3 separate regions of the Homo sapiens genome follow, and regions 2 and 3 are each linked to region 1. Evidence: chromatin loops called from intact Hi-C (ENCODE). Cell type or tissue: Calu3. All regions are shown on one strand.

Region 1 (8,000 bases):
AAGATTTCCTTAACTCATATATCTTTTTAATTTTTTTTTTTGATATGGCGTCTGTTGCCCAGGCGGAGTGCAGTGGTGTGATCTCGGTTCACTGCAAGCTCTGCCTCTCAGGTTCACACCATTCTCCTGCCTCAGCCTCCTGAGTAGCTGGGACTACAGGTGCGTGCCACCACTCCCGGCTAATTTTTTGTATTTTTAGTAGAGACGGGGTTTCACCGTGCTAGCCAGGCTGGTCTCGATCTCCTGACCTCGTGATCTGCCTGCCTCGGCCTCTCAAAGTGCTGGGATTATAGGCGTGAGCCACTGCGCCCGGCCATATCTTTTTTATTTTAAAAAAAGGCAAATTTTCTTCATGTGGGAAGTTCATTTATATAGCATACTTAATTCTAATAGTTCCAGAAAAAGCAGGGCTTTGCTATATAGAGGAAGATAAAACCACACACGTGACTTAATATTTGCCAAAGACACCAAAAAATATTTTTTTCTAATTTACATACTTCAGATTCCATGATTTTCTCATTCTCACTCTGTGTAAAGTAGAATTTTCTATCTCCATTAGCTAAAATGAGCAAGAATTGCCATATGGACACTCAAGTACATGTTGTCTCTGAGCATTAATTTTCTTTTAAAAAATTAATTAATTTTAATTGGCAAAAATTGTATATATTCATGATGTACAACATGATGTTTTGAAATATGCATACATTGTGGACTGGCAAAGCTAATTAACATGTATTACTTCACATACTTATCATTGTTTTTATGGTGGGAACACTTAAAATCTCTTATCAATTTTCAAGAATCCAATACATCATTATTAAGTATAGTCACCTGTGTTGTACCGTAGAGCTCTTGAATTTATTTTACCTATCTAACTTAAATTTTGTATCCTTTGGCCAAATCTCCCTACTACCCTCCCCACAAATGAGCATTAATTTTCAGTCAGTGGTTTGTCAGCAGGACTGTCGTGTTTGGGGTGTCTTACATATGCCTTCCTAGAGAAGCCATTTGTGTAATGTCAAAAGAGTGTGTTTGTTTATTATATCGATGGGGACAGGAAGCAGGGAAACTCTGGGCATAAGAGGGCGGGTCCCTGGCAAAGGCCCCACCCTCAAGCCTGGAACCCCAGCCCAAAGTGAGAACATGCATTCCTGTTTTCCTCCTCGAATGTTTGCCTTTTCCAAAACCACCCATGGCCTGCCCTGCCCCACATCCTGGACCCCTAAAAACCCCAGGCTCAGCTGGCAGAGAGCAGAGAAGAGGAGAAGCAACTGGACATCAGAGAGAAGCGGCTTGACTTCGGCTGGGCGGCTTGACAACGTTGCTTCAGAGAGGAGTCCACATGGGGAGTATCACCTTCCTGGTCCATCCCCTTTCCAGCTCCCTTTCCTGATGAGAGACACTTTCGTCGGCAATAAAATCCTCCACTCTTCAATTCATTCATGCAACCTGATTTTTCCTGGACGCTGGACAAGAGCTTGGGTGCCATTTGTGTGGATGCTAAAGGCTGTCATGCTGACCCTCTGTCCTCATTAGCGGAGAGCAACCACCTCACATGAAAAGGCAGAGAGCCCACTGAGTGGCATAACACTTAAGCTGGCAAAGCTAAAAGAGCACTGACTGTAACAGTCCTTCTGGGGCTTCAGGGGTCATAGGTACTTCCTCCTAGACACTGCTGTGGAGTCTGAATGGAGTTTTGCTCCTGCCAGCACCCAAAAGCACTTGCCCCGGCTCCTGCACCTGCTCACCTGTGTGCTTCCTTCCATGAGGGGTTGAGTGCAATAGGTTCCAGAGAGTGCAGTCCACCCCTGCCAGCACCCAAGCGACTGGCTAGTTCTAGCACCCATGCACTCCAGTTCCCAGTCGAGAAGGGGGTCAAGGAAACATTTTCTGTTTCAAGATGAAGCTATCTACATTAATTCAATGAAGTGAAAAGTACATAGAGTGACACTTGGTTTATCTGGTGCCATTGGGCAAAATGTGTTATGAATAAATGCAATCTCATAAGTGCCTGTTGTCATGGAAAGAGGCTGTCTTTGGAACCAGACAAAGCTGTGTCAGGTACATTATCAAATGACTTTCACATAATCTCTTCTTTAATTCCACAACAACCCTCTATCAGTTATTAGTGTTGTCAGCTGCAGGGAACATAATGCCATGCCAAAGGCTGTTCTAACAAATAGGCCTGGGACAGTGGCTCAGTGATGCTCTCAAAATCCAGGCTCCTTTCCCTCTGTTCTTTGTACTCAGTGGGTTGGCCGTTCCTCTTATGGTTGCAAAATGGCACTGCAGCTTCAAGCACCACATTGAATTCCAAGGAAGAAAGGAGAGAAGAGGTATAGAATTGCCTATGTCCCTTTGTCTTATTAATCAAGAATGTGATGTTTGCCCAGAAGCACCGACAGAAAATGACCAGTTTTCCCATCCTCCCTTGCAGTCTGAGTGGCCATGTGAACCAGTTCTGGTCAATGACACGTAACTGGTTCACATGGCCACTCAGAGTGCAAGGGAGGCTGGGAAAGTGTGAACACTATAGTCTTGTTGACTTATGATTCACCACCTGGGGTTCTGTTAGCAAAAAAGAAAGGAGGGTGTGGATATTGGGTGTTAACTATCAGTGTCTGTCACAAATCCTCTGTTTGCTTTACCCATGAAAATGTTCGTATTTAAATACATAACTGGATCAAAATCACCAGCTCTTGAATGACAGAGTTAATACATCAACTGCGGTCTATTGCTCATGTTCCTGTTTGCAGTTAACTGGGAACCTTTTGGGTAATGTGAATGATATTTACAATGATAGTTACATGATGAAGCTAGTCTCTTGTGAAAACAGTATACTTCGGGTTGGAAGTAGTTTCTGATTTTTTAAAAAGTGAAGTCAGCCAGGCATTGTGGCTCACACCTGTAATCCCAGTGCTTTAGGAGGCTGAAGTGAGAGGATTGCTTGAGCCCAGGAGTTGAGGCTGCAGTGAGCCATGATTGTACCACTGCACTCCAGCCTGAGTGACAAAGTGTGACCTTGCCTCTTAAAAAAAATGAAATTTTCTTACTTATTAAACTGATGGAATAAATACTTTTCAGTTTGTACTAATGTAAGGCAATAATGTAATATATGGCAATAATATAAGGCAAAGCTTTGCTATGGATTTTCTATGGGGAGTGCGAATAAAAGGATTAGAACTTAGAACTTTCATATACTTTACCTCTGTGTGGACATCGAGAAAAATGCCAAGACTAATAGAAGTGATGGGTTAGATGGGGTTTAAGAGAAGGCTGCCCAGATGATATGGTGTTAGGTGTCACTTGGAAGTTAGGTTAGATAAGGAAGTGTTGGGCTGCCCTCTTGCTGCAAGTGTCTGAAATCCTAGTTAGCTGAGAGCCAGTTCTGGCCATTTCTGAGGTTTGCTGCCTCCCTAATCCCACACTTGCATCCTGTTCCTGTTTTGCTTTCCTCTGCTGCTCGTCTTTCACTTTCTCTTTCCTCACTTGGGAAGAGTGTTGAAACAACATTTCATTATTTGGCACTGCAAGGCAGTAGTAGTGTCCCCACTTTGGTCAGTTTCTGCTCTGGCAGGAGAAATGGTTTCAGTAAGTTTTTCCATTTCCTATTTGTTAGACTTCCTCTCAGGTACCCATCCAGATCTGTCCACAAGTGTGAGAGAAGGCTTGGACGCTGTTCCTCTCACCATTTCAGAGCAGTAGTGGAAGTGACCCTGTGCCCTGGCTGAAGGACATTCTCCAAGGTCAGCTTTTAAGTGTTCCCCTGGAGGACGAGAGGATTTATCTTTCCTTTTCAGACCATGTTCACATGTCATGAAATTCAAAATTTGGCCCTAACTGTTCATCATAGGTCCTTGTTTACTTTTTGTCTACTTCGTAAGAATGGCTGTGGTGCAGTTTTGTTTTAATTAAGACAAACCGATGTCTCCCAAACATCCATTGCTCTCTGTGAGAAAGAAACAAAAGGAACAGTTTTGCTTGGCTGTTTAAGGATGGAGAAGCGGATCTTATTTCAGAACATGGGTCATCCTAGATGGACGAGGGCAGCTCAGGGTGGAGCAGCCATGAGATCTGGCAGGTCCAGACTCCCTGGCACCAGAATGGCAGCTCTCAGCAAGTGTCTGCTTGGCGTCTCCTGGAGTCTTGTTGGCATGGAAGAGAGACCTTGTACAACATTCCTCATATGTCATTCCCCTTAAAGAAAACATTTCTTCTCCTTTCTGTCTTCACCTCCAATCCCATGTTTGAGAATACAAATCAAACTTATTCTCGTTCATTCTAAAGGGAGTAGCACATCAAAAGTACACTGCTCCTTTCTTCAGTGCCTCTTACAAGGAGCCTGTGGGGATAGCAGCACTCTGCCCTTAGGGAACTATAGTCTAGCAGGGAAAGAAGAATGACATATTAGTTGAAGTGGATCGTCAGTTCAAGATTGGTTACATCTTCATTATCAAGATTGTCATCCTTCATTGATCACTCACTGTGTAGCAATGTCATGATGCTAGTTCTTAGGGATACAGAGTAGGCAGGCTGGGCATGGTGGCTCATGCCTGTAATCCCTATACTCTGGGAGGCCAAGGTGGGAGGATTCCTTGAGCTCAGGAGTTTGAGACTAGCCTGGGCAACATGGCGAAACCCTGTCTTTACAAAAAAATACACAAAAAGTAGCCAGGCATGGTGGTATGCACTTGTAGTCCCAGCCAGTTGGAGGCTGAAGTGGGAGAATCACTTTACTCTGGGTGGTCAGGGCTGCAATGAACTGAGATTGTGCCAATGCACAACAGCCTGGGTGACAGAGCAAGACCCTGTCTCAAAAAAAAAAAAAAAAAAAAAAATACCACACACACAAAGAAGCAAGGAAGGAAAGAAAAGAAAGAAGAAAGAAACACAGCATGCATTTGTGACTTCACATACCTAAGAAGGAATTATTGGTATGAGGTGGTTCATATTAATGTAAAATAAGTGAACTGATCTATATTTGCTACAGGACTTGTAAAGAGGAGTGGCCTGGGGAGTAGACCTTGAAAGACAGTGGGAGCCGGTATTTGGGGGCTGGGAGTGTTGCATGCTGGGTTTTCCAGGGAGCAGACCCTGAGAGGAGTTTAACATGCAAGATGGTTACTTGGGAGTTTCTTGGGATTGACACTCATGGAAGGAAGAGAATGAAGCAGGATGAGCAGTGGGAGGTGTCAAACTGAAATGCAGCCCCAAAGAAAGCCTTGGCACAGCCCACAAGAAACTCTGGAACAAGAATAGCATTTAGAGTTGTCCTAAGTTGGACTGAGCTGTCCTAAGTTAGACCCCTGCTTTGCTGAGTCACTGAATGTGTCCACAGGTGTGAGAGAAGGGCTGGATGCTGTGCCTCTCTCACAGTTGCAGGGCAGTAGTGGAAATGACTCTGGCTGAAGGACATTCTCCAAGGTTAGCTTTTAATTTTCCCCTGGCCAGGGATGTGACCCTCAGAGAGATGCCTTCCTGCAACTAAGTCAACCACCGAAAAGACTGATGGCTAAAGGCTGTTTGATAGTACACTCTTGCAGCTAAGGCAACGAGAGCTTTATTGATGGGGATTCTGGGCAGCTGTCAACATGTCACCATAGGAAGAATGGCATAAGCAAATGCATGCAGAACAGTTCTGATGAGCTGTGATGGACAGAACAATTGGACTGCAGTGGCTGTTACATTTGGAAGTGCAGTAGGAGGTGATGTTAGAGTGTTAGTAGGACGCAGGTGGAAGGTTCTAACTGCCCAGCTAAGGACTCTGAACTTTGTCCTGTGGACATTAAGAAAACACTAGATGGTCTGAGCAGTGGGGAGGTGTTACTAAGGTGTGAAATTGTGTTTTAAAGGGATACATCTGGCCTAGATGTAGAGGATGAATAGTAGTGGCAGGAGGTCCAAGGCAGGAAGATGGCCATAGACTAGTAATTCATGAAAGCGAATAGGGTGGGTCTCGAAAAGAGTCCTGGGTTGCAAGGTGAAATAACTGAGTTCTCATTCAAGCTCTTTGTCATTGACTTGACTGTGTAGGTCTTCCTCTTGGACCTCAATTTTGCCATCTGTAAAAATGATAAGCTCAGAAGTCCCTTTCCAGATGTAACACTTTGTGGTTCTACCTTAAAGTGATCTGTTCGTTTGTGTTCCTTCAACTGCGTGCTCATTGAAAGATGTTGAAGACTAGTGTAGTGTGAAACCAGACTTCTGGAAACTTTATTTTGGATATTTGTTTATTAACTGATTCCTCCACTCTATGGCCTTGCAAATCTTTGTATTTACACACAAAATTTGAAGCCAATGAATTATGGATTCAAGCTGAACCAGAGTCACGTATCAGCTATTACAAGCCTAAGGGTTTTGTTTCTTAATCAATTACAGTATATCTGGTAACTCAACACAGCTACCTGGAATACAGAATTAGCTTTCCGTATTGCACAGGGATGGATTGTCTTCACCTAAGTTTCTACTTAAATAATAATGAAAACGGGATTAACCCTGGCAGTAAAGAAATGAACCAGTTTGAGCCCATACTTGTTGAGGACTTAAGTAAATTATATTTCTTTTTCCCTTGTAAGTTTTGCATCATAGCTTGGTGTCATGCCCATAATCAGCAGATAATTTAGGGAAAAACAAAAGATAACAAATGACAAAGATAAATTCACTGATCAGAACTCTGGTCCCCTTCTTTTTCAAAATGGTTCACAGACAGATTTTTGCATGGGGGAGACTTTTTTTTGAGACAGAGTGTTGCTCTGTCGCCAGGCTAGAATGCAGTGGCATGATCTCGGCTCACTGCAACCTCCGCCTCCTGGGTTCAAGTGATTCTCCTGCCTCAGCCTCCCGAATAGCTGGGACTACAGGCACGTGCCACCACACCCAGCTAATTTTTGTATTTTTAGTAGAGACGGGGTTTCACCATGTTGGCTAGGATGGTCTCGATCTCTTGACCTCGTGATCTGCCTGCTTCAGCCTCCCAAAGTGCTGGGATTACAGGCATGAGCCACTGCGCCCGGCTGGGGGAGACATTTTAATTCGTTGATTCATTGACTCAAAACATGACTTTTCCTTCATTTATTACTGAAAGTATTAACTCTATGCATTTGTTCGTCCATTAACTAAATTATTAATTCATGCATTAATTTAGTATATATTATTAAGTCCCTCTTGTATGTCAGGTACAATGCTAATTGCCAGAGACACACTGGTAGGTAAAACAAGATCAAATCCCAAATTTTATGGAGCTTGTAGTCTAGTTCGAGATGGACATTAATCCATTAGTCACATGGTTTGTTCTGTAATTACAGACTGAAGTCAGGTAAGGCTTCTTTGAGGAAAATTGAGCTGAAATTTGAAGAATGAAAACTCAGTGGACTAAGTTAACAATGTGAGGATGAATTGTAGCTTTGAGTCAATGATGAATATAATTTCAACGTTATTAAAATTTTGGCATTTTATATTATTATGGACAAAAAGAAAAACCAATATACTGACTTAACCAAGTGTTGGAGGTCATTTTCTAGGTTAGAAGCAGAGCCCAAATTAATAGTGACCTGGAAATTAAGTCTCAAATGATAGGGGGATGGACATAATTCTTCCTAGAGCCTTGTTGGCTGCTCTGGGTCAATAATATTTGGAAGCTTGTGGTCCAAGTAAGTCAAGCGTAAGAGGTGCAACACCAAATATAAATCTGTGGGTGTTGGTGCTTTTTTTCTGATGTAAATTTTTTCCAGTGTGTTTGTGTCCTTTCCAAGAAGGTGGGCAGCTGTGCCAGGAAATTCGATGTATATGGTATGGAGATGTGGTGACTGGAATGAACAGAAAACTGTATATAGAAGCCTTAACCCTTTGATGCAGCATCTTTAATAAATGCAGAGGAGATACTGCAGAGGTGACATCCTCTTTATGGAGTTACTTTCATCTTGATTCACTACTTGCTCCTCATTCATCCCCTAACCCCAGGTGTGAAAAAATTTCCCACAGTGTTCAAGTGAGGAGTAAAA
Region 2 (8,000 bases), 280 kb after region 1:
CTGAGTGTCAGCAGGGAAGGGAAAGGCTGTTTGGAATAGGGATTAAAATTTTTAAAAAGCTGGGATTACTGGAGGTGGTCGGCTTCTACTCTTGTAAAGGAAACTCCTACATTTATCTCTTCAGATGTCTCTGTGACAAATTATTTATGCAGTCACAGGATCAATCTGAAGTTTAGATTAAGAATTAATGGAAAAATAAGAACAGAACTCAAATGCATCTTTAACCTTACTGCTTAATCCCTAGTCCCTGTTCCTCCTGCTAAATCATCTTTCATTTCTCTGCCTGATCCACTTTTGAGAAATTGAACCCGTTAGGGCATCCCCTAGAGAGGCCCTCCTCTCTTGTCCTGTTGGCTGTGGTTAGAGAACACTGAGGAGGCAGCCCACTGCTGAGAGTGCCTCCTCTCTCTCTGGGATTTTTCTGGCAGACCCAGCTGGCCGATGATAGTCCCTCTCCAGACTGTGGTCCAAGGACCCCATTCTGGCCGCCATTCTCACCAGTTATTACAGTAAATTAGTTGAGGGAAAATAAGATTTAGAGGACTCCCTTGCACTATGAGATGGCTTTCTCTCCATATGCTACTTAAAGAACCAAAAAACATCTCATGGTGGTTTTTGGCCATGTCTTCTCCAGCTCGTCGTCATTTCTCTTTTGGGGCTGGCATGATATTTTGTTTTCTTTCTGCAGAGCCTTTTTGGGAGCCTGGTAACTGGTCACATTGTTCTGCCACCTGTGGTCATTTGGGAGCCCGCATTCAGAGACCCCAGTGTGTGATGGCCAATGGGCAGGAAGTGAGTGAGGCCCTGTGTGATCACCTCCAGAAGCCACTGGCTGGGTTTGAGCCCTGTAACATCCGGGACTGCCCAGCGAGGTAAGTGAAGTCACTCTTTGTATCTCATCAACACCAAGTTTTTGTTTGTTTTGAAAGGTGCAGTGATTTGGACATAATAATTCAATAGCTAAGTTTTTTTTATCACTTACTGTATACTAGGCATCCTGCTAAGTGCTTTACATGGATCACAGTGTCCTGTGAGGTAGATGTTGTTAATTTCCTGTTTCGTAGATGGGGAAACTCCCCTAGGCCATACAGTTATAAGGACCAGGATTCAAATGGTGATAGTCTGATTTTAGAGCCCCTGCTCTCAATCACTAACCAAACCTGCTTCCTGCACACACAATCCTGTCAGTTCTTTAAGACTTTAGTGAGGCTAATTTCTTGGGTTTACTTAGGAGATAATTCAGTGGGCCAGAATCACCAGAGGCACTAGTGAAAAACACAGTTCTCTAGACTTGATCCCTGGAGGTAAAACCATTAATAAGCTTTCTAAGCAATAGGTAATACAAATCAGTAATTTTTAAATGTCCAAAATCAAATTCATGGTCTCCAGCAAACTTACTCCATCCCCAGTATTTCAGATCTTGATGACTACATCCTAGATGCCCCTCTTTCTCTCACTTCCATCCATTCTTGTCCATTTCCACTGTTACCACTAAAGTCCAAGCCGTCATTTTTTCTTACATGGACTACTCCAGGAGTCTTCTGGTTCTTATCTCCCTCTCTGGAGTACTTTGTCCACTCTCTAAGAATAAAGATATTTGAAACAAATTCATCATGATGGTTCTCTTAGTTTCATTAGGTTTCTACCTCTGCAAATAAAAATATCGACTTCACAAGATGATCTTGAAAATTAAATGAAAAATTGATTATAAAGTGTCTAACTCAGTACCTGTCACCTGGGAGGTTCTCAGTAAATATATCTACTTTTAAAAAATTATTTTTAAATAAGCTGTAATCCTGAGTGTCCAACTAAAAATATATTTTACATTTTTGCTTTGCAAATGATGCCATGTGCAATTTACACATTTATCTTAGGACAAAGGCCAAAATTCCCAGCACTGGGGTTGTGACTATCTTGTACATCTTTTTATCTCATGTTTGAAACAGTGCCTAGCAATAGTAGGTGCTTAGTAAATATTTGCTGACTGACTGAGTAAATGAGTGGAAGAATTGAAGTCCCTTCATATTTGGGCCTTGGGCTATCTCTTTTATCGCTTGTCTCTCCCACACTGGTTATTTGATCTCCTTCCATGCTGGTCTTTTTTTGTCCCTTAGATATACTATTCTGTTTCCTGACTCAGAGGCTTTGTGCATACTTCTCCCTCTGCCTAGGACACTGTCCCCTCTCTCTTCACTTAATCATTTCTGTTCATCTATATATACCTCAATACATGCTCAGGGAAACCATCCCTGAACTTAGCCCTCCAAAGTAAATCACGCCTTATGTTATATGATTTTTATATGTCCTTATCATTCTTCATAATTCTTACCACAATTGTCTGTCTTGCTCTCCCACTAGACCGTAAATTCTATGGGGAGTAAATCCACAGGTATTTTGCTCAATAATTTATTCCTAGCACTTAGCACAATGTCTGCTGCATCATATACTCCCTATAAATATTTATGAAATCAATGAATGAATGATTACAACACAGACCCTAGCAGATAGTTGACCAAATAGTACCAAAATCCATAGTAAAAACAATTAACAAATAAAAAAGCATTTGTTGAGTACAAACCAATGAAGAAGATACTAACATTTTACTGATGAGAAACTGGAGAAATGTTTAATGTTATATAGCTCACTGCCCTTGGGCAGATGTCCACACTAGATCCAGTCTCTAAGAGTGCCTTGGAGGAGAGTGGGAGGCAGGGTCACAGTGTAAAGCAAAATAGGTTCCTTAGGACATGTTCTTAGGAGGGTTATCAATATTGCAGGCACCCTAACTGATAGGTCTTCCAGTACCCTTTGTAATTCTCAAAAGGAAGATCTCATGTTAAGGTCATCCCTCAGAAAGCAGCAAACTCATGCTTCAGTAACTTGGAGTAACCTGATTGAGAAAGCTGTTTTATGGCATTTCTTGATTTTCAAAACGCGGAGAGAATCCACATTGGGAAATCTGTCAGCAGTCTTGTTTCTCGAATATTCTAAAACCTTTGCACACTCCTAGGATAAACAGTCCCACACTTTCATACCTAGAAGAGACCATAGAGATCATCTAATCCCAGATCCCTCTACATCAAGGCTTCTCATCATTTCTGTGCCACAGCTCCCTCTGGTGGTTTGGAGAAGCCTGTGGATACCGTCTCAGAACCAGGTTTTTGAATATGTAAAATAAAATACATTTGATTACAATGGAAACCAATTATATTGAAGTTCACTTAGTGAAATATTTTTAAAGATCTGATATATCGCCGGGCGCAGTGGCTCACGCCTGTAATCTCAGCACTTTGGGAGGCCGAGGCGGGCGGATCACGAGGTCAGGAGATCAAGAACATCTTGGCTAACACGGTGAAACCCCGTCCCTACTAAAAATACAAAAAAATCAGCCGGCCATGGTGGCAGGCACCTGTAGTCCCAGCTACTCGGGAGGCTGAGGCAGGAGAATGGCGTGAACCCGGGAGGCAATGGTTGGAGTGAGCCGAGGTTGCGCCACTGCACTCCAGCCTGGGCGACAGAATGAGACTCCGTCTCACAACAAACAAACAAACATACAAGATCTGATATAGATTTACTTCTCTATTAACACAAAAAATAACAAGATATAGTTGTGCTTTAATTTTAATATGGTGATGAATATAAATGATATTTTGAGATACCTGTCATAATGTAATGTGTAAATATCTATGATTTCTATTGGTAACAAAATCACAGGTATTATTAATGCTACTGTACTTGTGGCCTATGTTTCTATAATTGAAGGAAATATTAAATTTCAGTTAGAGCTTAGTGACAATGAAGACGGAATTCTTTTTCCATCCAAGTATGTGGTTTCCTTGGATAACCATGGACATCATGTTAGAAACCCCTGCTCTGCAGTCTCCCAACAGCATCTTTGTCCCAACAGACAAAGCACTCAATATCTCAAAGGTGTCCAGCTCCAAGTTCAGTCTCCTATAATCATTAAAGCATGAACTTTAGAGTCAGATAAATCTAGAATCCAATCCCAGCTCTGCTGGCAGGTTAGTCATGTGGTCATAGCTAAGTTATTCAGTTCAGTGGACATCCGTTTCTTTTCTACAAGAATGGGAATAACATGAGAATTATACAAGCTAACATGTAAGTATCTTGCAGGGTAAACAACACTTAGATGCTGGAAATATATTTTCTTCATTTTAGTTTCAGTGAGTTGAACTCCACCTTTTGGAAATTTCCTCCTAAATTTGCCCCAGCTTTACCCTCTAGGGCCACACAAGTAACAGCTCTTCATAAACCTGAAGACAGCTGTACCCCATTCCTAAAGTAGTCATCTCTACATGATGACACTGTTTCTCCCGAGTTAAAGAAGGTCTGAGAAAAAGGCTGGGAGTCATCTGTGCTGCTTCCCATTCCCATAGAGACATGTGACAGCCTAAGATAGCCATGGTGTTGGGATCAGCTTTTTCCTTTGATGAGACGCCCCCTCTAAGATCTGGCATACCAGTCCTTACTAAAGTCCTGTAGTTTTTGTTCCTAGGTGGTTCACAAGTGTGTGGTCACAGTGCTCTGTGTCTTGCGGTGAAGGATACCACAGTCGGCAGGTGACGTGCAAGCGGACAAAAGCCAATGGAACTGTGCAGGTGGTGTCTCCAAGAGCATGTGCCCCTAAAGACCGGCCTCTGGGAAGAAAACCATGTTTTGGTCATCCATGTGTTCAGTGGGAACCAGGGAACCGGGTAAAGCTAACACATCTAGTTTGTGGACAGCACTATCTGTCCACACAGATAGTGTGATAATAATCACCTTGTTTCCAATAAACTACTTTTGGGGCGGGGGGCAGGAATCTGACTGGTCTCTGAAATGAATGTATGTCTTTGACCTCAAGGTTTACATTTAGAAATCATAGTATCTCTGTCTTCCAGTACAAAAGTGAACCAAGTTTGGGTTCTTTGAATGCAGTGATGCCATAACAGAAGCTCCAAGTTAGACCAGTTTAGGGCAGTAAGAATAAAAGTAGCCTTCAGGAAAATGAGGAGGGGAACATTAGTGGTATCTGCACAAAAGCCTCAGAATCTTCATCCCAAATGCCACCTTTGATAATGTTATAATAAAAATACTTAGGAAAAAGTTTAATGTGTAGGAACCCATAAATAAAAATATAACACATTATTGAAACACATAAAAGTTGAGCAAATAAAAGACTTATTATACTCCTGAATGGAAAATCTCAGTACTACGAAGATGTCGATTTCCTTAAATGAATATATGCACGTAATACAATTCCTATTAACATCATAGTAGAACTTTTTGTGGAATTAAAGATAATTCTGGCATTCACATGGGAGATAATATGACAATAAAGACATAAATTTTTATTTTAAAAAAGTATTGGAGGTATAGAGAGACTTTCCTCATCCTATGTCAGAGCATGATGCAAAACTGTCATGAGTAAAATAGTACAGCATTAGTGCAGAAGAGACACAGGTTATGGTGTATAATCAGAGCTCAGAAACGGACCAGATTGACTTTAACATTTAAAGGCAGTTAATCATAGGAGAAAACATTGTTTTAAAAATAGAAGATATAAAACTACAAAATATTTTTCAAAGAAACTAAAGAAGATCTAAATAAATGGAAAGCTGTAAGACTTATTATTACTAGTAACACAATACTCTTGAAATTTATCTACAAATTCAATGTGATCGCTATCAAAATTTTATCTGGTTTCTTTGCAGACATTGACAGTCTGATCCTAAAATTCATGTGGATATAGAAGAGACACAGAATAACCAAAACAATTTTGAAAAGGAACAAAGTTGCAGGACTCAGACTTCTGATTTCAAAACTTACCAAAAAGCTACAGTAATCAAGATAGTATGGTACTGACATAGGATGGACATATAGATCAATGAAATTGAATTGAGTCCAGAGATAAACCCATATATATATATCTCAATTGTTTTTGTATAAGGTTGAGAAACCATTCAATGGGGGAAGAATAGTCTTTTAAACAAGTGATGCAGGACAACTTCCAAAAAAGGAAGTTGGACCCTTTACACCACATACGAAAAAATAAAATGAATCAGAGAACTAAATTTAAGAGCTCAATATATAAAACTATTGGAAAAAAATATAGGTGTAAATTTTCATGGCTTGGATTAGGAAATGGCTTCTTAGATATAACAACAAAAGCATAAGCAACAACAACAAAAATAGATAAATTGGACTGCATCAAAATTAAAAACTTGTGCTGCAAAGGAAACCATCAAGAAAGTAAACAGACAACCTATAGAATGGGAGAAAATGCTTAAAAATTGTATATCAAAAAGGAGATTATCTCTAAAATATGTAAAGAATACTTACAACTCAATAATAAAAACACAAATAAACTATCAGCAAGATATGCAAATGGCCAATAAGCACACGAAGGGATGCTTTCCATTAGTCATTAAAAAATGCAAGTCAAAACCACAATAAGATACAAGTTTAGGCTCACTGGGATGGCATTAGTGAAAGAGATAGTGACAAATGTTGATGAGGATGTGGAGAAATTGGAACCTTCATGCTGCTGATGGGAATGTAAAATGGTACAGACACTTTAGAAAACACCCTAGCGGTTCCTCAAAATGTTAGATTAGATCTATTATATGACCCAGAAATTCCACCCCTAGGTATGTATCCAAAAGAAATGAAACATTCAGGATCTATATCCTAGGGCAAAAAAATACAAATAAGAAACGGAGGCCGGGCGCGGTGACTCACACCTGTAATCCCAGCACTTTGGGAGGCTGAGGCAGGAGGATCATGAGGTCATCCTCGCTAACATGGTGAAACCCTGTCTCTACTAAAAATACAAAAAATTAGCTGGGCGTGGTGGCGGGTGCCTGTAGTCCCGGCTACTTGGGAGGCTGAGGCAGGAGAATGGTGTGAACCCGGGAGGCAGGGCTTACAGTGAGCTGAGACCACGCCACTGCACTCCAGCCTGGGCGACAGAGCGAGACTCTGTCTCAAAAAAAAAGAAAAAAAGAAATGGAACATATGTCCACACAAAAACTTGTACATGAATATTTGTTGGAGAATTATTAATAATAACCACAATGTCATTAAGTAGAAACAACCCAAATAACAACACCCCATAATAATAAAAAAAATGGAAACAATTGGTGAGTAGATGAGCTGTGGTATGCTTGCACAATTGAATATTTGACCATCAAAAGGAATGAAGGACTGATATATGCTACAATAGAGCTAAACCTTGAAAACATTATGGTAATTGAAGGAAGACAGATGCAAAGGACCACTCTGCATGGCACCATTTATACAAAGTGTCCAGAACAGGGAAATTTGTAGAGACAAAAAGTAGACTAATGGTTGCCGAGGCTTGGGGAAAGAAGCAATCAGAGGAATTAGGAGTGACTGTTAAAGGTATGGGGTTTCTTTGGGGATGATGATCATGTTCTAAAATTGATTATGGTAAAGGTTATACAACTCTAAATTCCGTTAACATTCGATGGCAAATTGTATAGTTTGTAAATTGTATCTCAATAAAGTGGTTAGCCAAAAAAAGAAAAAAGGCAGTATAAGACAAATCGGCTAGCTAATGTAAGAAAAATAAGTAAAATCAGAGCACAGACTCAGAACATACACCAAAATAAATTCTAACTTGATTAAAGAGCTAAGTGTATCAGTAAGTAAATGCAAGTAGAACTATCATGACAGTAAAGACCTTTTTAAGCATAAAATAAATTATAAGGACAAATTAATAGGTATTATTATAAATAAGTAAAAATTTTAAGAACTGAATGTCAAAATTTTAAAATTTTTTTCCTGTAATTGAACCCACCTTAGCACACAAGTCTTCATTTTTGCTCACAGCAGAAAAACCCAAACTTGGCAGACATTTATGGTTTTAAGCATAGTCATTTCCGGACTTAAACCCAATTGATTCAAGATTTGCCCTGTCATTTTTTCCTTCTCCCCAGAGGTGGTCTAAGTTTTGTGGGAGAAAGGAGGGTGATATG
Region 3 (8,000 bases), 180 kb before region 1:
TTGTTGTTTTTTTGTTTTGTTTTGAATGCTCATCTTGACTCCACATTAGCCAATATGTTTACTCTTCAATTTGTAAAGGGTTTATTTCTAGTTTTGATGCTTGGGCTGGTGTGGAGGCAGCTCCAGTATGTGCATGTCAGGGCCTACAAGGTACCTGCAAGTTTTTGGTCATTTGTTTCTTGGGCTTTTTTGTTTCAAAAGATATAAAAAAGATCTGAAGTAGAAAATATCCCCATTCTAATTCCTCTCATCATCATCTTTCAGAGATGACTCTTAGCTTTGTGGTGGCTTTTCATGTCCAAAAAGGGTTGTATATATCAAAGGGAGCACTCTAAGTTATATTTTAATTAATATCTAATTTGTTACATTATAAATCTAAAATCCTCATTTTTCTTAAGCTTTAAACTGAACTTATGAATCTTGTTTCCAAATTTAGTAATTTTGCTATATGATGAAAATCATTATAGTTAATTTTCATTTGAGGTTGCATTAATTAACACATAAGCTTAACAGATTCAATCCTTAAATATTTACCACCAGTTATATAATTAAGCAAATTCCCTTAGACATTTCAAGCTATAATCACAAAGGCAAGGTACAGGACTCCCTCAAACTTTACATAAAATCTATTAACAGCATTTTCCTAAGCCCTTACATTTCTTGTGACTAATAAGACATATTTAGTTAATCAGATTCTCTTAAACATTTCAACAATCTTGGCAAATAGCTGAACATACCAAAGAGAGCTCAAAGTCACAAAACTTGTTACTAGGCCAAACGCACACTCACATGCCCACTTGCACACACAGCACACAAGTATCAGTAATATAGGTTTGACTCCTTTTTTATCATTTCTGTACTGTCTTTTAAAACTTTCCTGGGGCTCCAGATTAATTTATTTAGCCCAAATTAATGTATTTACCTAAGGGGAACAAATACGATTTCAGGCTGGATAAGATTGCTTGGTTGCAAACTTGTGACCCTGGCAGGATCATAGTTTTCTAAATTACAAAAATGATTTGTCTTCTATTATAAATCATTCTGCAGCTTGCTTGCTTTCTATGTATGTACTTTGAATGTCGATCTTCCTTATTTTTTTTCCTTATGATTAAAGAGTATTCCTTTACTTGGATGTTTCATAATTTATCCATCAGTCTCCTGTTGATTTCCATTTTCAATATTACATAAAATGGCCTAACAAACATGTTTTTCCTTCACTGCAATTTGCTCGTGTGTTTCTAAAAGGACAAATCCTTAGAAGTATAATAGCTGGTTTATTAATATGCCCATTAATAAGCACTTCTCCCTTGATCTCCAAAAACGTATCATTTTGCATTCCTGTTGTGTGTTACTCCACACCCATATAATACCTGATATTGAGTATAACTGATTTTAAAAATGTTTTTATCAATCTGGAGAATGTAAAGCATCTCCTTTTTATTTACAGTTCTGAATATTTTTTTCAAATCTTTGTAGGCAGCTTGTGTTTTTCCTCTTTTCCTTCTTTCTTTTTAAGACATGGAGTCTCGCTCTGTTGCCCAGGCTGGAGTGTAGTGGCGTGATCTCGGCTCACTGCAACCTCCACCTTCCAGGTTCAAGCGATTCTCCCACCTCAGCCTCCAAAATAGCTGGGATTATAGGCACCCGTCATCATGCCCGGCTAATTTTTGCATTTTTGTAGAGATAGGATTTCACCATATTGGCCAGCCTGGTCTTGAACTGCTGACCTCAGGTGATCCACCTGCCTCAGCCTCCCAGAGTGCTGGGATTACAGGTGTGTCCCACCGTGCCCAGCCTTTTCCTTCTTTCTTGTTTGTTTAAATGGGAGTTTAGAATATTATGCCACTTTTGTCAAACTTCACATACTCTATGTCTTTTCATGTTCAGTTTTTAAGTTTTTACGGAGTCAGAATTTTGGTCTTTTTATTTATGACATTTGAATTTCAGGTCCTGGTTAGAAGTTTCTTCCCACTCCAGTATTTCAAAATACTGTTGTCTGTATGTTAGTCGTTTTATAGTCTGATTTTTTTAGGTTGATATTTTTAATCATGTATATAGTATGAAGACTCACTTTACTATCAGCTTGCCAAATTTTAACAAAAAAAAGAAAAAATTGAAATTATGATGGGATTTGAATGAATTTTGCATGTTAATTTGGGAAGAATGCATATCTTTACAAAATTGAGTTTTCCCATCTAAGAATGTGGTTTTTCAAATAGGTGTTGTGAATTTCTCATAATAGTTATTCTTCATTATTGCATTTTTATTGCTTTTATGAATGAGATCTTTTTCTTTTGGGCTACTGATGGTATAAATAAAGCTATTGCAACTTGCATTTTAACTTTATTGTTTATTCCCATATTAACTCTCTGGTTAACTAACAACCAGAAAGTCCAGGAATGGTTTTGCAGAAGGAAAGATTCAGTCTTAACCAGAAAGGGTTAACTTTCAGGGAACGTTTGGGGAAAACTTTGATGTTAACATCTTCTGACCATAGCACAAATGAATGTGTTTATTGTATTATAATATAATACTAATGATTATGATTCTTTTAGTGTTGATTACTGAGGCAGTTGCTAATATGAATCATTACTGTGGCATCCTTATATAAGTATAGAAATTCAAGTTCACCTAGCAGATAAGGAGAGTTTGGTTCATATCTAGTGTTAGTTTTGAGAGACTTCCAAGTATATCTAATAATCTAGTGGAGCATAATAACTTTTCCAGATTTTCTAAATATTACCTTAATATTCATTTTAATGTTTAAAGGGAAAGTAAAGTTCTCCAACATCACTTGAAGGAAATGATGTTCCAAAAATCAGAAAGTGAGAAAATATCACCTCTCCCAAAAATGTTGAAAACGTTCATTTGGATTAAAATCATCATAATCGTGTTAGAAGAATTAAATTAATGAAAATTCCTCCTCTATTTGCTCTTTTGTGATTTTATTGAGTTTGTCATTTACTAACTTTTTTTAAATTTTGCTTTTAAGAAAATAGATGTTACCAATAAAGTTGTTGCAGAAATTCTTTCAAAAACCACTGAATATCTTCAGCCAAATCCAGGTAAAGTTGAAATATTCTCTTGTTCATTTGCTGTCACAGACTCTAATAACCCATGTTTACTTGGTGTTTAGTTGACATAATGTAGAAACAATGTCGTCTGTGTCCCAATAATGAAATTCAGTTTTTAAAGCTGAGTCTCCAGTGACCAAAGGTAGTTGCATTCGGTCCTACTGATGAGAAAGAGAACAGCTATTTTTGTGAATTTCAGTTGACATCATCCGAATGGAGTGCTGGTCATAGCAACAAGAGAGCACTGAGCAAAGGTTTTATGAGTTGCTTCAGAAAGCCACTAAACATTTGGCAAATATTTTCTTCCTTATTTCCTCTTTATAATTTTTTTAAAAATTCTGCCCTTGTGTACTATATACATAAAGGTATATGTTAATTTGAAAAAGCTTTCTCTTTGTGGCTTAAATGCTGGAGAAACAAGATGTGGTGAATACGAAAGGCTGCTTAAATCCAGTGTCACATCAGCTTCTCCACTGAAGGTCTGGGTTTCTAGGTCCCCAAGCAGCATCTATTGATGAGATTTTCCCAGGTTGTAAATTATAGGAACCAATAGAGGGCGCCCAAGCTTTGAGTTCTGTGGATTTCTAAAGCCACCTTTCCTTTTTAGGAATTTATTATCTGCGTAGAGTTCCTGTGATTCCCTTGACTGTAGGAATCAGCACAAACCTAACCATTTGAAAATTGAGAAAGTAAAAATTTAAGAATATAAATTTTATCAGGTGTATCCAGGCAGGTCTAAAGTTCTTTACAATTGTATTGATGATAATAGCTTTGAAAACCATAAAAATATATCTTCTCCTCCCTGGCCACATCAGTGATTGAAATCAGCCACACAAATTTCTTTTCCTGATATATCAGTCAACAAATATTTAATATGTGCTTTCTCTGCACTAGAGGATTTCGGGGTGCTGGAGTACACTATGAAATCAGACAGATACTTCACCCTCAACCAGCTGACTCTTGAATGGGATAAGGAAGTGTTGGCCAACAATAAAAGTGTCACCACTGGCTAGAGGTCTCTGGTTATTCCTAGAGAAGAGGCAGCCCTAGCAACCTCTTATCCAGTTTAATGGCTCTCACCCACATACCTGCTGCATCCCACATCCCCCTCCAACAGTGGGAAAGATGGGCAGAGAGAGAGAGAGAGAGAGTGTGTGTGTGTGTGTGTGTGTGTGTGTGTGTGTGTGTGTGTAGTGTGTGAGAGTGAAGCCTTTGGGCTTGGGGACCTGGAGGATAAATGCTTTGAGGATAAATGTGAGGTTCAAAAGTCCGGCACTGGCCAGGCACAATGGCTTATGCCTGTAATCCCAGCACTTTGGGAGGCCAAGGCATGATGATTGCTTGAAGCCAAGAGTTCAAGACCAGCCTGGGCAATGTAGCAAGACTCTATGTCTACAAAACATTTTCAAAATTAGCCAGGTGTGGTAACACGTCTGTAGTCCTATTTTTACTCAGGAGGCTGAGGTGGGAGGATCGCTTGAACCCATGAGTTTGTGGCCACAGTGAGCCATGATCATACCACTGCACTACAGCCTGGGCAACAGTTGTTGTTTCAAAACAACAACAAAAAAGGCTGGCACTGTGAATGTCAGGTGAATGTGAGTGGCACTCACAGCTGGCACGGGAATGTCACTACTCACAGTGCATTCTATTGCTGGAGATGCAGAATTAGGCTCAACCCAGACCGATGGAATCACTCTACATTTTAACAAGATCCTTGGGTTATTTACATACACATTAAAGTTTTGGAGGCATTGATTTAAAATACATTAAAAATAGTACAAAATTATTAAAGTAGGAAAAAAAGTGTATCTCTTGACTATCTAAAAGTATCTCAAATACCACAAACTAGTATGTGATTCACTCTCTCACCTACAGGATGAAATCTCAAATCCTTAGCTTGGTGTTCAATTCATAGTCACATTTTCCCATAGCTATCTCCCACTTTGTCCTGTATTAATAGCATTTTAGGTCAAACCAGCCTACTCCTTGTCCACTGATTATGCCACAGTATTCCCTCTTCTACACGTTACTGACACCATTCTCTGTACTTTTTAGGGCATCTTTCCATCTTTCTTCAGCATATTGCCGCCTTTCCCTTGCCCTGCACCACACTGGACTTTATTTTCATAATTATGTCCTGTATATTCTGCCTCCCAGTAACTAGACTTTGAGCTCCTTGAGGGCAAAGCCTGTCTCTGGAGTCCCAGTAATGAGCACAGTGTGTTGTTGCACAGGGCCCAGTGCAACAATGAGTAAATACTCATTGCCTGAGTCAGAGGAAGGAAAGGAAGGTAAGACGCAGTGATGCGCATCACCTCCCTAGGGAGCAGAGGCTGAGCTGCACCTTGGGACCAGCCACACAAGGCTAGTGTTCACTAGGGGTGGGGTGGTCTGTCCCCTCCTATGATTCTGCCTCCTAAACAGCAGCACCTGCCTGCCATAATACTGAAAATCATTAGGCTCAATCAGTCCTTGGGAGCAGAGTGTGTGTGTGTGTGCGTGCGCGCGCATGTGGTGTGTGTTAATGACCAGTTGGTTGTTTGAAATATCCTCCTCGGCAATTCTATTTTTGTTTACATTTAAACAAACAAACAAAAAGCATGTCAGTGTCACACAGGTGTCAGTGTCTGACTTCACGTGTCAGCAACTGCAAGCTTTCCAAAGGGTCTCACTCGAGGGGTGGTGCTCAGGAAAGCCTGGTCACTATTATTTCAAGTCAGCAATGTGCCCCATCATTTCTTTTTTTTTTTCTTTCTTTCTTTCTTTCTTTTTTTTTTTTTTGAGACAAAGTCTCGCTCTTGTCCCCCAGGCTAGAGTGCAATGGCGCGATCTTGGCTCACTGCAACCTCCGCCTCCCGGGTTCAAGCAATTCTCCTGCCTCAGCCTCCCGAGTAGCTAGGATTACAGGCATGTGCCACCACGCCCAGCTAATTTTTTGTATTTTTAGTAGAGACAGGGTTTCTCCATGTTGGTCAGGCTGGTCTTGAACTCCTGGCCTCAGGTGATCTGCCGGCCTCGGCCTCCCAAAGTGTTGGGATTACAGGTGTGAGCCACTGCGCCCAGCCGATGTGCACCATCATTTCTATGGTTCATCGTGGCTGCGGAACAGTGCACTTAGCACCCACCTTGGTAAAGAACCTAGAAAATTACCTGAGAAAATTAAATAGTTCACACACAATTGTTTCAGGCCTCAGGTCTCTGGCATTTTGTTTAAGGTGACCTCAGTTTTGGCAGCTGCGTTTATTAAATTCTATGTACCTGTCACTCCACCTTGTAACTTTAAAGAATTACAAATGACAATGTTTTTAAGCATACAGAGCTAAGCTAGGAATGCTGAACACTGTGTCGAAGATCCGAGGGCAGGTGAAGACCACAGGATACCCGCAGACGGAAGGCTTGCTGGGGGACTGTATGCTGAAATACGGGAAGGAGCTCGGGGAAGACTCCACCTTTGGTGAGTTATTCAGAGATCAGCTGGGGGAGCTGAGAACTCCTCCAGTATGGTTTTAGGTTATACACAAACCCTTCAGTCTAACAACCTTTGTTATTTTTCCATATTACCAAAGTAATACATGTTAATTGCAGGAGGTTTAGAAAACATAGGTAAGTAAAATAAAGAAAAATGCTAACATCACCCATAATCCCATATCCACCGATAGGCCCAATTAAACTCTGTTGTGTATCTTTTTTTTTTTTTTTTTTTTAGACAAAGTCTATGCCCAGGCTGGAGTGCAGTGGCGCGATCTTGGCTCACTGCAGCCTCCACCTCCCAGGTTCAAACGATTCTCGTGCCTTAGCCTCCCGAGTAGCTGGATTACAGGCTCAAGCCACCATGCCTGACTAATGTTTTGTATTTTAAATAGAGACAGGGTTTCGCCATTTTGGCCAGGCTGGTTTTGAACTCCTGACCTCAAGTGATCCGCCTGCCTCGGCCTCCCAAACTGCTGGGATTACAGGAGTGAGCCACTGCACTTGGCTTGTTGTGTATCTTTTATGCCTTGTTTATTCTTATATGTATTCATATGTACTTTTAAAAACTACAGTAAGGCTATAGTACATATACTCTTTGGTAACACTGACTATATAATGATCCATATCGTAAAATAATTAATCTTCCATGATATTGTTTTTAATGGCTACATAATATTCCATGTATCATAGTTTGTTCAGTCAATCCCATTTACTAAATAAATGTTTCTTTATGTAAAAACATTTTACATAGCATTTACAATAACCATTTTCATAGGTAAATCTTTGGGGATATCCAAAATTATATTCTTTGACATAATTTAGATAACATGTCTAGTATAAAATTGCTGAGTCAAGAGTATGCTTATTTTTCAGGTTTTGAAAGCATATTCCCAACCTACCCTTCAGAAGGGTTACACTCATTTGACACTGTTGCCAGGAGTGAGTGAGGGTATATTTCTCTACATAGTTCCTAACCCTAGAGATTATCTTTTTAGTTTACTTTTAAATAACTGATCATTTGATATGTAGTATACAAAAATGATATCTCATTGCTGTTTTAACTCCATCTTTTGGATCACGTGTGAGGTGGAATTTTTATTTGTGTTTGTCATTGTTTTTGTGAATTGTGTGTTTGTGTCCTTAGCCTGCTTTTGCATCAGGAGGTCCATTTTTTCCCCCCTGTCTCATGAGCTCTTTAAATGGTCAGGATATTTGCTCATTGGCTGTCTTGTATGTTGATGAAGCTTTGTCCCAGGTAAGCATTTGCCTTCAGACCTTGTATATGAAGGTCATTTCAATGGAGAGAGATTTTTATTTTTTATTTACTGAAGCTCTTTAGTCTTCCTATATGGTTTCTAGCTTTTTGGAATCATGTTTAGAAAATCTTTTTCATCCCACTCCCTGGCAAATGATATAAACGTTTATTTATACTTGTTTTTGAATCCTGTATTT

The links. A loop is a pair of places that touch in the nucleus more often than their neighbours do. Peaks named below come from ENCODE experiments on the same cell type or tissue, not always from the same donor. Only the 100,000 strongest peaks of a DNase experiment are listed, where the experiment ranks them.
Region 2: a loop joins it to region 1, with 5 times the contacts of the local background. A loop is called at or near these places in 40 of 110 quality-filtered maps.
Region 3: a loop joins it to region 1, with 14 times the contacts of the local background. A loop is called at or near these places in 47 of 110 quality-filtered maps.

Annotation. Positions count from the first base shown.
Region 1 is chr15:83,743,835-83,751,834 of GRCh38, forward strand. All of the region lies in intron 3 of ADAMTSL3 (ADAMTS like 3), which reads left to right. Among named protein-coding and RNA genes, the nearest start is that of ADAMTSL3, 94 kb to the left of the region's middle. RefSeq lists an enhancer at 1,063-1,232. In Calu3, no CTCF peak of the experiment used is centred here; DNase peaks (open chromatin) are centred at 2,507 and 3,377.
Region 2 is chr15:84,020,722-84,028,721 of GRCh38, forward strand. ADAMTSL3 (ADAMTS like 3) reads left to right here. Exons shown (of 30, transcript NM_207517.3): 26 at 689-872; 27 at 4,517-4,715. Among named protein-coding and RNA genes, the nearest start is that of GOLGA6L4, 210 kb to the right of the region's middle. RefSeq lists an enhancer at 1,703-1,872. In Calu3, a CTCF peak has its summit at 3,091 (motif pointing left); a DNase peak (open chromatin) is centred at 3,110.
Region 3 is chr15:83,562,142-83,570,141 of GRCh38, forward strand. It overlaps SH3GL3 (SH3 domain containing GRB2 like 3, endophilin A3), which reads left to right. Exons shown (of 9, transcript NM_003027.5): 3 at 2,993-3,065; 4 at 6,388-6,531. Among named protein-coding and RNA genes, the nearest start is that of ADAMTSL3, 88 kb to the right of the region's middle. In Calu3, a CTCF peak has its summit at 3,612 (motif pointing right); a DNase peak (open chromatin) is centred at 3,630.